Linked DNA regions of Homo sapiens: region 1 is linked to region 2. A link is a contact called in ENCODE Hi-C or POLR2A ChIA-PET data. All regions are on one chromosome and are shown on one strand. Each heading gives the region's core, a stretch centred on a gene start or an enhancer-like site at or near the end of the contact. The rest is flanking DNA. Distances are from core to core; before and after follow the strand shown.

Region 1 (5,000 bases), core at 2,186-4,685, 380 kb before region 2:
GGGATGATTTGTTATACAGCATTATTGTTGCAATTGCTGACTCAGGCAGGATTGTGAAGCTCAGGGTATGGCCTTTGAAACTGCATAATTCCAATCTTTGGCTCCCTCAAGTTTAGTCTCCCCAAGTGTAATGCAGCCACATTTATGTTTTCTTGCAAGACTTTCGCTTTAACCAAGAGTTTCAAACCTGATTGTCATGACCATGCTAAATGCATAATGGTATCAACAACTAGTGCAAAATGCCCTAAACGTAAAGTGATATGAATATTTATACACAGTTCTCTGGAAGTGCGCATGTTTGTTTCCTCTGGACCCCATGGAAGATATTATTACAGACGGTCACACTCCTTATGAGCTTCATTGACTCATGTCAGCATTGGTGATAAACAGATGCAAACGGCAGTATAGAGAACATTTGGGATGCAAAGCTCTAAGCCAGTGTTTCAGGCAACACTCTCTGGGTGGTTTTAACAAATAATAACATCAAATAATAAATAATGGTATCAACTACCACTATGGCTGTTGCATTTTTTGAGTGCCTCCCTTGGCCGGGAACTGTGTATATATTACTCTAACCTATTACTCACAATCACACTCTAGGGAAAGCATTTTTAACCCCTGTTTTTCAAAAGTGGAAAATAAGACTCAGAGTGGTTAATAGATTTATACAAGGCCACACAGCTAGTGGGTGGCGGAGTGAGCAGAATTTCCATCTGACTCCATCTCCTTCCAAAAGTACAAAATGCACAAAAGTACGAAAATGCTTTTATTATGGATTGAAAATTTCTATCCCTCCAAATATATATCCTGAGGCTCTAAACCCCAGTATGGCCATATTTGGAAATGGGGGCTCGAAGGAAGTAAGACTTACTGAGGTCATAAAAGTAGAGTCCTGATATGATAGAATGAGTGTCTTTATAAGAGACACCAGAATGCTATTTCCCCAGGCACACACACCAAGGGAGGGCCATGTGGCTGTCTACAAGACAAGAGGTGAGCCCTCAGCAGAAACCAGGCCAGCCAGAAATGATCTTGGACTTGTCAGCCTCCAGAACACTGAGAAAATACATTTCTGGGATTTAAGTCACCCAGTCTGTGGTATTTTGTTATAGCAGCTCAAGCAGACTAATACATGTCAGTCCTGAGTTAATAATATTTCCCAGGAAGTCTCAGAGTACTATTAGGGAATGGCCCTTAAATACATGAAGTGCATGTATTAATTCCCAGCCTACCTCCTTCACCCTACATAAAGTGCAGAAAGGGTCAGGGTGTCACAGGGCCCGTTTCCTTCAATGCGTCTGTGGGAAGGACGTGTAGGTGCAGCCCACGATAGCTCAGAGAATGAGACCGGCTTCAGCTTGACCCTTTTTGCTCCAGGAAAGCATGATGTGGATCATATCTTACTTTACTCTCATAGAAATTTGCTGCTTCCTCATGTATAAATAACTAATCATGAGCAGCAGTGTGCTCCCTGTCAGAGCCTGATCAGGACCATAGAGGCAAGTGGGACTCAGCCTGGGTCTTCATGGCTGTGGGAGCCATTACTGCTCTCTGTATTCCAAGTGGAACAGTCCTGGTGTAAGGGTCTTGTTTCAGTGTCTGTGAGCATGAATGGGTGTGCGTGTGTGCACACGTGCATAAGAAGCTTGTATCCTTTCTTCTTCTAGTGAAAGGAAATCCCCTGTACCTGGGGATTGGGGGAGATAGTGAGGTGTTGGGGAGCAAGAGAGACTACAGGAAAAGATGAGGTGCTGAGGCCCACCAACCTGTTTGTCCTCACCCTTTCCATCTGCTGAAAGGTGCCTATTGGGCGTAGAATTGTCTCCAGCCCACTTCATTGGACCAGGTCATCCCAGTTAGCCTGACTGTCCTGTTTGCAGGTCAAGTATAGAGGGAATTTTGCCACAGTAAAACATGCTCTATTTTCAAGTCATATGTGAAGAAAAAATAAATGAAGGAAGGATGAGGAAAAGACCAAATGCTGCCAAGTGTCCACTACAAGCTCTGGTTTTCTGCGGGGGCCACTGAAAGGTGTACAAATTGTTCACCATAAGCCAAGGACACAAACATGTGTGTGCGTGTGTGTGTATGTATGTGTGTTTGATGCCTTAGCACAGCTCGTGTTTGATGCTTGTGATGGTTCTATTTATAAACTTTGTGCTCTCAGATGGGACAACCAGAGGCACTTCTTTCCTGCATTTCAAGTGTTTCATTTCCTTTTTAACATGTCTTTTAAATTAAGGGCATGCACACCAATGCATGGGCTCACTCTCATCTTACGGCAAGTTGATCAGACTAGGGTTAGTTGTCTGAGAAACATGGGTGGCCTTTGTCACAAACAAGAGGAGAAGCAGTTCAGGGAAGAAGAAGACTAAGGACTAGCACTGTTGTTTTGGTGGAGTTGTTTGTTAGCTGACTGTCTACAAGGCACATGTTCTATCGAATATTCAGTGTTGGGTGCTGACTGTGTTACGAGCCTTGTACATAGGATTTAAACCCCAGAGCCACTCTGTGAGGCCAGAATTGCTTTGGGATCTTTCAGATGAGGGAACCAACGTGAAGGCTTTAAATCCTATGTCCAAAGCCACACAGCGAAACCAGAGTGAAATCCGGAGCATTTGAATCAAGAGTTGAATCTTCTTTCCTCCCCGGAGGGAGAATCGCCCAGGGGCTGAGTGCAAGGGGAAAGGCTGGTTCTGAGGGGAAGAAGCTGAGCATGTTGCGGCACAGGACTTAGAAAAATTTAGAAGCATCTGCAATTGTTTTCCAGGGGAAGATACCCAAAAACAATCCAGAGAAGGAAATAAAACGAGAAGAATAGTAAGGCAACATGGAGTATAAAAGTTGCTGCATTTAGGGCGAAGGAGAGAACCTCTCTGCTCCGTGGCGATATTAAAGCTATCCCCAAGAACGGGAGGTGGGAGTGGCCTGAGGGATGACTCCTCCAGCACTGCTGCCTGCCAGCTCCGGGCTGCACAGGGCTGAGCCGGCGCCAAGAATGCCCTCTTCTGGTGATATTCTCGAAGCCCAGGAAGATAGCAAGGCAGCCGAGACCTGTGTTTTCCAGATCCTGGGTAGATTCCCTTGTCAGATGTGGTTCTACTTAAGCAAATATCACTACCTTCTCTTTTTCCTCCTCAGCCCTCAAACTAGTGATAGGGAAATTATTTCAATAAGGTAAGCTGTACCTTAGTAGAGTTTGCTTCCTTTTTTTTTTTTTTAACCCCGAATAATACTCTCTATGTCATCTGTATATTTATGATAGCTCAAAGACATGGGTGTGTGGATCTAATTAAAAATGTGAAAGGGTTTAGCAGCCTGCTGCTTCCCTGCAACTCTCTGGTTGCCAAATCTTGGCAGCCGTGTTGAACTTGAGCCAAGCGTTTAGTCCTCAGCTGAACTGCTGCCAGCCTGCGCACGGCATTGTGGGGCGAGAGCCGGAGGGGCTGCACTGCACCGAGCTTGCACAGGGCGAGGCGGGGGCAGGACCTGGGACCCAGCCACCCCGGAGGAAACCGGAGAGGAAACCAGCTTGGTCTTGCTCTCTGCCTCGTCCCAATCCCCGGCTCTTACCAAATGCAGGTAGGACCAGCTAGGCCAATTTGGTGACCGGGTAGGGCTTCAAGCTACTAGGTGGGAAATGGTCCCTACAGTTTTGCTTTCATTTAGTCGAAATCGGGCCTTTTCAGAGGAGAAACAGTTCTCCACTCTCTTGCAGTAGTTTGGGCCTGAGTTTCAACAGTCGGATGGGGCATTTCTATTGAGTTCTCTGCTGTCAGTCTGAGCTTTTTTTGATAGCTTGGCAATTGTTCTGTGTCTTCTCTCTGAAGCAGCTGAGTCCAGCACAGGGTTTCTCAAACCCTGTTGTGCACACATGTCACTTGGGAAATCTTGTGAAAATGCAGGTTTCTGAGTCTCCCCGGGGAAAGGGGAGAATTCATGTTGCCAAGATCAGAACTGACTAGAACTGCTTACGTTCCACATTATGACTCCAGACTGGAACTTTTGTGAATTCAAGGATGTTAGGCTCTGGAAAAGTACATCTTGGTGATTTGCTGTCAGAGGGAAAAACAATTCAAAGAACTCAGCATTCTCCACAATATGTTGACAAAAATAAGGGGAAAAAAAAAACATCAAAGGCATGGGTCACTTTTTATTTTTTTTTGAAATGTACCAGCTATAAGCAAATTAAAGAGGAAGAAAGGGTCGTATTCTTTGTATACAGAACACCCTCCTGCAGAGTGAAAATTCAACCCTAAAAAGATCTTCTAATATACTTGAGGGGCTGAGAGAGAGGATGAGGGGGGACTTTGCCTTTTAACTTTATATCTTGTGTATTGTTGATTTTTCATGATGATGCATTTCTTTCGTAATTAAAAGAAGAGGCAGCAGCTGCAAGACGGCCCAGGAGCCTTCTTGGCAGTGACCTTCCCCAGGGCAGGCCACCAGGGTGGGGCAAGTATGGACTTTGAAACCACTTTGTCCTGGAGTGGAAGCAGGCTCTGGCATTAAGCTTGGGGAATTTGGCTAACATTGCTGGGCCTTTGCAATTTCATCTGTGCAATGGAGAAATTGGGCCTTCATTGAGGCACAGCTGTGGGTGCCGCAGACATGTTTGTGCGGGGCTCATACCCAGGGGTCCTTAACAGGCGTTTTAAAAATTCAGAGTCTCTCTCCGATGGGGTTAGGACACTATTCCAGATAGAATTTCACCCCGGCAGACTGCTTCTGAGCACAGATATGTTCCAAAACCTCCGGATAGGAGCTAATCACTTTAGAAGTCACAAAGCCTCTGTTCATGATGTTAGAGGAGCTCCCCAAAAACGAGGCCTTGGGGAATAGCAGTGAATTTTCTCTTTCTTTTCAAATGGCAAATTTATACATATGAAAAGTCTAAATGACATGGCAAATAAATCACAAGTAGTCATAATTTAGCCGGCCACTTTTATTATGAAACAATCAAAAGCATGCAGTCGGGACGATGGAGGGAGATGCAGGCT
Region 2 (5,095 bases), core at 1,105-3,604:
TTTTTTCAAGATCCACAGAATGATCCTGACAGTTCCTTGGTTGGAACTGAGCTCTGCCTCCTGCTGACCAAATGACCTTGGCAAGTCACCTACCTGCCCTCTCAGCCCCGCCTCTCACCTCTAGGAGGGGGATAATGAGAGGCAATCAGCACATCCGAAATCACGCAGCTGGTGTTAGCTGGACTAGAACTCCAAGTCAAACCTGAGAAGCCCTGCAACCTGCTGTGGTGACCACGACCCCTTACGCAGCATTGGCCAACACAGGGCCCCCGACCTCAACTTTGGCCTCAACACTGTCTCTACACAGAGTGGTGTTCAAGATGAGCAGAGCCCTGCTACCTCCTGTTTCTCAGTGAAACCACACTAAGGGCCCAACTCATTGCTGCAGCAAGACCAGTTTTTCCCCAAGACTCACTGTACTAGGGTGAAAAGCAGAGACTCCCCTTGGACTTACCTTGGCCAACTTTTTCCTTCTGCATGTATGTGAGGTGCTTCTTGAAAACAAGCCAATGACATTCATTCTCCTCACTTCATCACAAGAGGGTGGCACAGCCTAGGAGTTCCAAGTTCTGGGGAGACCCTATAGCTATGGTAGGGAAATGAGTATAGGGACTCTGAGCTGTAGAGGGACCTATGTGCTCAGAATTCTCACTCCTGATGCAGTGTTATTATCCACTGTGCCAATGTCCCATGCTTTGTCCAGTGGCAGCCCCTTCCCAGGAGCAAAGGGAGGAGGCCACTGCAATGATACCAGTGCTCAGACAGAAACTTACACATATTCCAGGTTGGTTATTCTCTGGATGATGAGATAAAAGAAGAGGAATCAGAACTTCTGCACCAAAAGAGGCTCTGGCCAGACTTTAGGGCCAAAATTTTAAAATCTTTTTCTCACTTGCCTCGCCATGTGACCCTGCAAGTCACTTCAGCTCTACAAGCCTCAGTTTCCTAAATCTTAAAAGAGATTCCTAGTGACTACTTTATAGAATTGTTCTTTCGATTTAACTATTTAGATGGAGTGGTTACAACACCTCTCATATCCGTTTAGCTTGTTACCCACCATTGTTAATAGCTCTTGCCACACCCAATGGTATGCGCTTCCCCTAACCCAAGTGAAATTAATGATTGCTGGCCAGAGCTCTGCTATTTCCAATCCAACTGACATTACAAATGCCTCTGGCAGAACATCCTTCTTCCTCTTTCCTGTTGCTAAATCCAGATTATTCCCTTTATGGACCAACATCCATGCCCCCTCTTCCAGGAAGCCTTTTCTGAATACCCCAGCCTGGGCTAAGGGAGGCTACTCTGGAATCCCTTAACAACTCCGTTGCAGCACTTTTTACATTGTGTCCCATCTAGTAGCTAACTTATCTGCTCTTACTTGACTACGACCATTTTACAGACAGGGATTACAGTGTATTAAGTGCTGCATCTTGAGCATCCAGCGCCATGCATGAATGTAGTAGGCACTCTACAAATACTTAGCGAGTTAGTGAATTAATAAACGAATGAGTGAGATGCTAAGATGATGCATTCTTGGAGTGAGAGGAAAAGGGGCCAGCTGAGCAAACTCTCTGAGCTCCAAATCTTGGGCAATTCATTTGGCTACTGCATCTAGATGAGCTTATCTGTAAAGGAGAAAATGATGCTGACCTAATTTGTATTGCCACAGTCCTTTAGAACAACTAGTAATTGATCTGAAAGATTGAAGTCCCTTGCACTGTCCTTTCAGCCCTGTAGTCGGGCAGGTCCCTGTAGGGTGGGACTGGGTGCCACTATCACTACTCTCGGTTGCGGCACAGATGACATCAGCCTCCACTAGTAGAAAGCCAGCACCTTCTGCTCTATCCATACCCCCTCATCATTTTTATCTGTATCTTTAAGTCAACCTTTGGGGAGCTGATTGCAAAGTTGGAAGTAGGTTTCAGGGTCACTAGATATTCATGGCAATGGATACTCATAAAGCAAAAAGAAAGAAATAGTTAGAGACCCTTTTAATCTGCCTCTCACTGACATTTCTTTGCTGAAAAGTTCTGCAGGTATAGGCTAGGGCACTAGAATTTAGGTCAATGACATTCATGCTGCCTCTTAGAAAAAAATCTTTCTGCAGCAAGTGCACGATTTCCTGTTATGACTGCAGATCCCGCCGGCAGCACCAGTGTAGTGACTGTAGAGGCGTCCATCCTGTTTGTTTATAATTCTTAACAATGGGCTTTTGGGGAAGGAGGGCCCGAAGCAGCAAGCTCTGATGAGCTGCACAGAGGATGTGATGCCACCTGAATAATGCATGCCCACTTTGTGTGTGTACCCGACATGGGCCCGAATGCAGGGGAAAGCCAAAGGCTTTGAAGCACCTGCTCTGAGCAGCTCCGATGACAGCCCAAGAGTCCAGATAAGATCTGAGCTCTCCTTCCTCCCCACCACCCCACCCCCTATGCCGCTCCCATTTCCCTTTTGGCATTTAAAATAAGCTCTGAGACTAAGCCACCCCCGAGAGATCCTGTCAGAGATGCCGCTTTTGTGTTGCTCATATTCCTTCCTGGCCCCACCCTAGTGTAGGACCTTCTCATAACTTGTGCAGGGATAGCAGTGGCAGCCTTCCACATGACTGTCTGATCAGTCCCCATCTGGCCCCCTCCAAGCCACTCTCCACAAGGAGGCAGCCAGAAGGATCTTTCTAACAATAAAATGGTCACTTGGGCGGATGCAGCCCCAAAGGCACACGGCTTAGATTTCAGATCATACTCATTCCCCACATGAGAGTGCTACTCTCCTGCCGAATACCCTTCAGGTATTGCCTTCATCATTTGCAAATCATGTTCAAGATTTCTGGCATGGCACAGAAAGCCTTCCGCGATCTGACTCCTACTCCCCCCTCTCATCCTCTTCTCATCCCCTGTCTTTTCAGGTCCACAGTGCTCCAGTTGGCCGAGGCTCTGGTTCCCAAAACAAGATGTCCCTCCTGTCTCACTTGGATCCTCACACCTGTGTATCCTGGCATTTCTTGTCCTTTCTATCTGTCATTCCTAGTAGGAACCTCAACCACATCATAAAACAGTGGTCAACATTCAGTGTCGATCAGTCTATTCAAGGTACATTATATGCATTCCTTGATTTAACCCTCAAAGCAACACTGTGGGGTATGCATAGTTCTTATCTCCATCATGTGGAAGAAGTCACTGAGGCTCAAGGTAATAAAATGACTCCTCCAAGGTCAAACAGCTACAAAGTTGGCAGAGGGCTCAAACTCAAGGTCACTATTAACCACAGTATCACATGGAGACTTACATGACATGGCGTACCATCTATTGCTTACCTATTCTTAGACTGGCCGAACTCCAATTACTCTGAAATGCCATTTTTAAGGTACTAATGTATTCAAAGTCCACCCTCCCTACTTTAAAAGCTGCACTTTCTGCTCCCTTGCCAAAGCTGGAATTTCATCCTCACCATGGATGAAATTCACCTCAACAAAACTTGGACCTCTTTTAAACCTTCATTTCTCCATGAAGTCTTTCAAAATGCCTAAGATCCAAGTGATCTCTCTTACCCACATTGACAGCATATTCATCAACGTTGGAATAATTCCCATCATCAGCTACACATATGTCTGCTTTTTAACTATATTATAAATATACATAAAATTCTTTTTTATAAATGATTGAATTCATACACAAATTCTTCTAAAATATATATAAGGCACAAAAATTAAAAATACAAGAAAACACCTGTGTAACCCAATTTAAGAATTAGAACCTTATGCTCCTCCCTCCCCCATCCTGGCTCCTTCCCTCGTCGTGTTTCCCACACTCTCATTTTCTTTATAGCTTCTCCATTTGTTTGTATTCCTGAAAATTATTGTTTGCAGTGTTGCATGTTTCTAAACCTTATATAAATGGAATCATGCTGAACGAATTCTCTTGACAATGTGCGCTATTTTGCAGTTGTTGTTGCCTGTTTGTTTTGGATTTGGGGCTCCATATTATGTTTCTGAGATTTGCCTGTGTTGTTATATGTACCTGTGCTTCATTTATTTTCATAGCTGAACAATATTCTTTTGTGTGACTATGTCAGAATGTACCTAAATATTCTATTACTCGTGTACATTTGGGCTGTTTCCAGTGTTTTACTACAACAAACTTCTCTGGACTCATTCTTCTCCCTGTCTCCAGATGTACATGTAGAGGAGATTCTCTAGGGGTGTACACCTAAGCAGGGAAATGCTGAGACAGAAGATCTGTGCATTTTCAATGTTATTAGATAATGGCATATTGTTATCCAAAGTGATTGCACCAATTTACACTCTCTTAAGAAATGTCACAGTCTCATTGCTATTATCGCCATAAGTTCTTACTGTTAGATATAATTTTTGGCCATCTGGTGAGTGTAATATAGTAACTCATCATGGTTTTAGTTTGCATTTTCCTGTTTATCAATGGGATCACACACCTCTTCCTCTGTCATTGGCCATTTGAGTTCCCTGTTTTGTGAAGTGCCTGTTCAAGCCTTTTGCCCATGTTTCTATTAGGTCACTTGAAATTATCTGATAGGTTTATAGAAGTTCTTTATTTATCTTGTATACTAACCAATATATATAACTTCAATTATATGTATTATGAATACTTTTTGCATTTTTTAGTCTATGTTTTCCTTTATTTTGCTGTCTTTTGAATGTATCAATTGTTTTAATGGATTTTGCTTTTCATGCCTTAAGAAACCTTTGTTCACAGAAATTCATGAATATATTACACTATATTATATTTTATTACTTAACCATTTTGTTTTTCACATGTAAGTCTTTTTAATCTCAAATTCATTTTTGTATATACTGTGAGGTAGAACTCTATTTTTTTATATGAATAACAAATTGTTCTGTATCATGTATTTAAAAGTCCATTATTTTGCCACTGATCTATAAAGCCACATCTGCTCATACATTAAACACACACACAGACACACACACACAATTTGTGACTCAATCAATTTTGTTGGTTGGGTTGTCTAGCCCAGGAACAATATAAAACTGTCTTAATTGCTATCATTCAAATAAACATTCATATCTGTCAAAGTCAGACAACCAACCTTATTCTTCTCATTC

Evidence for each region. A loop is a pair of places that touch in the nucleus more often than their neighbours do. ChIA-PET counts read pairs that join two places held with the same protein, here RNA polymerase II (POLR2A). Pooled maps may share reads with other maps.
Region 1: a map of CD4-positive, alpha-beta T cell shows a loop between it and region 2 (11-fold over the local background). The contact joins the promoter of LINC01550 here to the enhancer-like site in region 2. A Hi-C loop is called at or near these places in 6 of 168 maps with a recorded cell type or tissue (CD4-positive, alpha-beta T cell, CD4-positive, alpha-beta memory T cell, CD8-positive, alpha-beta T cell and 1 more) and 10 of 50 pooled maps. POLR2A ChIA-PET finds 5 or more read pairs at or near these places in 8 of 52 experiments (CD4-positive, alpha-beta T cell, CD4-positive, alpha-beta memory T cell, CD8-positive, alpha-beta T cell and 5 more).

What each region holds. Positions count from the first base shown.
Region 1 is chr14:97,976,559-97,981,558 of GRCh38, reverse strand. LINC01550 (long intergenic non-protein coding RNA 1550) reads left to right here and starts at 3,435. Exons shown (of 3, transcript NR_015430.2): 1 at 3,435-3,582. RefSeq lists an enhancer at 2,936-3,435.
Region 2 is chr14:97,600,095-97,605,189 of GRCh38, reverse strand. No RefSeq gene overlaps it. Among named protein-coding and RNA genes, the nearest start is that of LINC02291, 84 kb to the left of the region's middle. Within about 2 kb of position 2,354, at least 6 of the 41 ENCODE cell types and tissues checked have a DNase peak (open chromatin) inside an H3K27ac peak, as active enhancers do; they include CD4-positive, alpha-beta T cell and CD8-positive, alpha-beta T cell, where a contact is called at or near this core.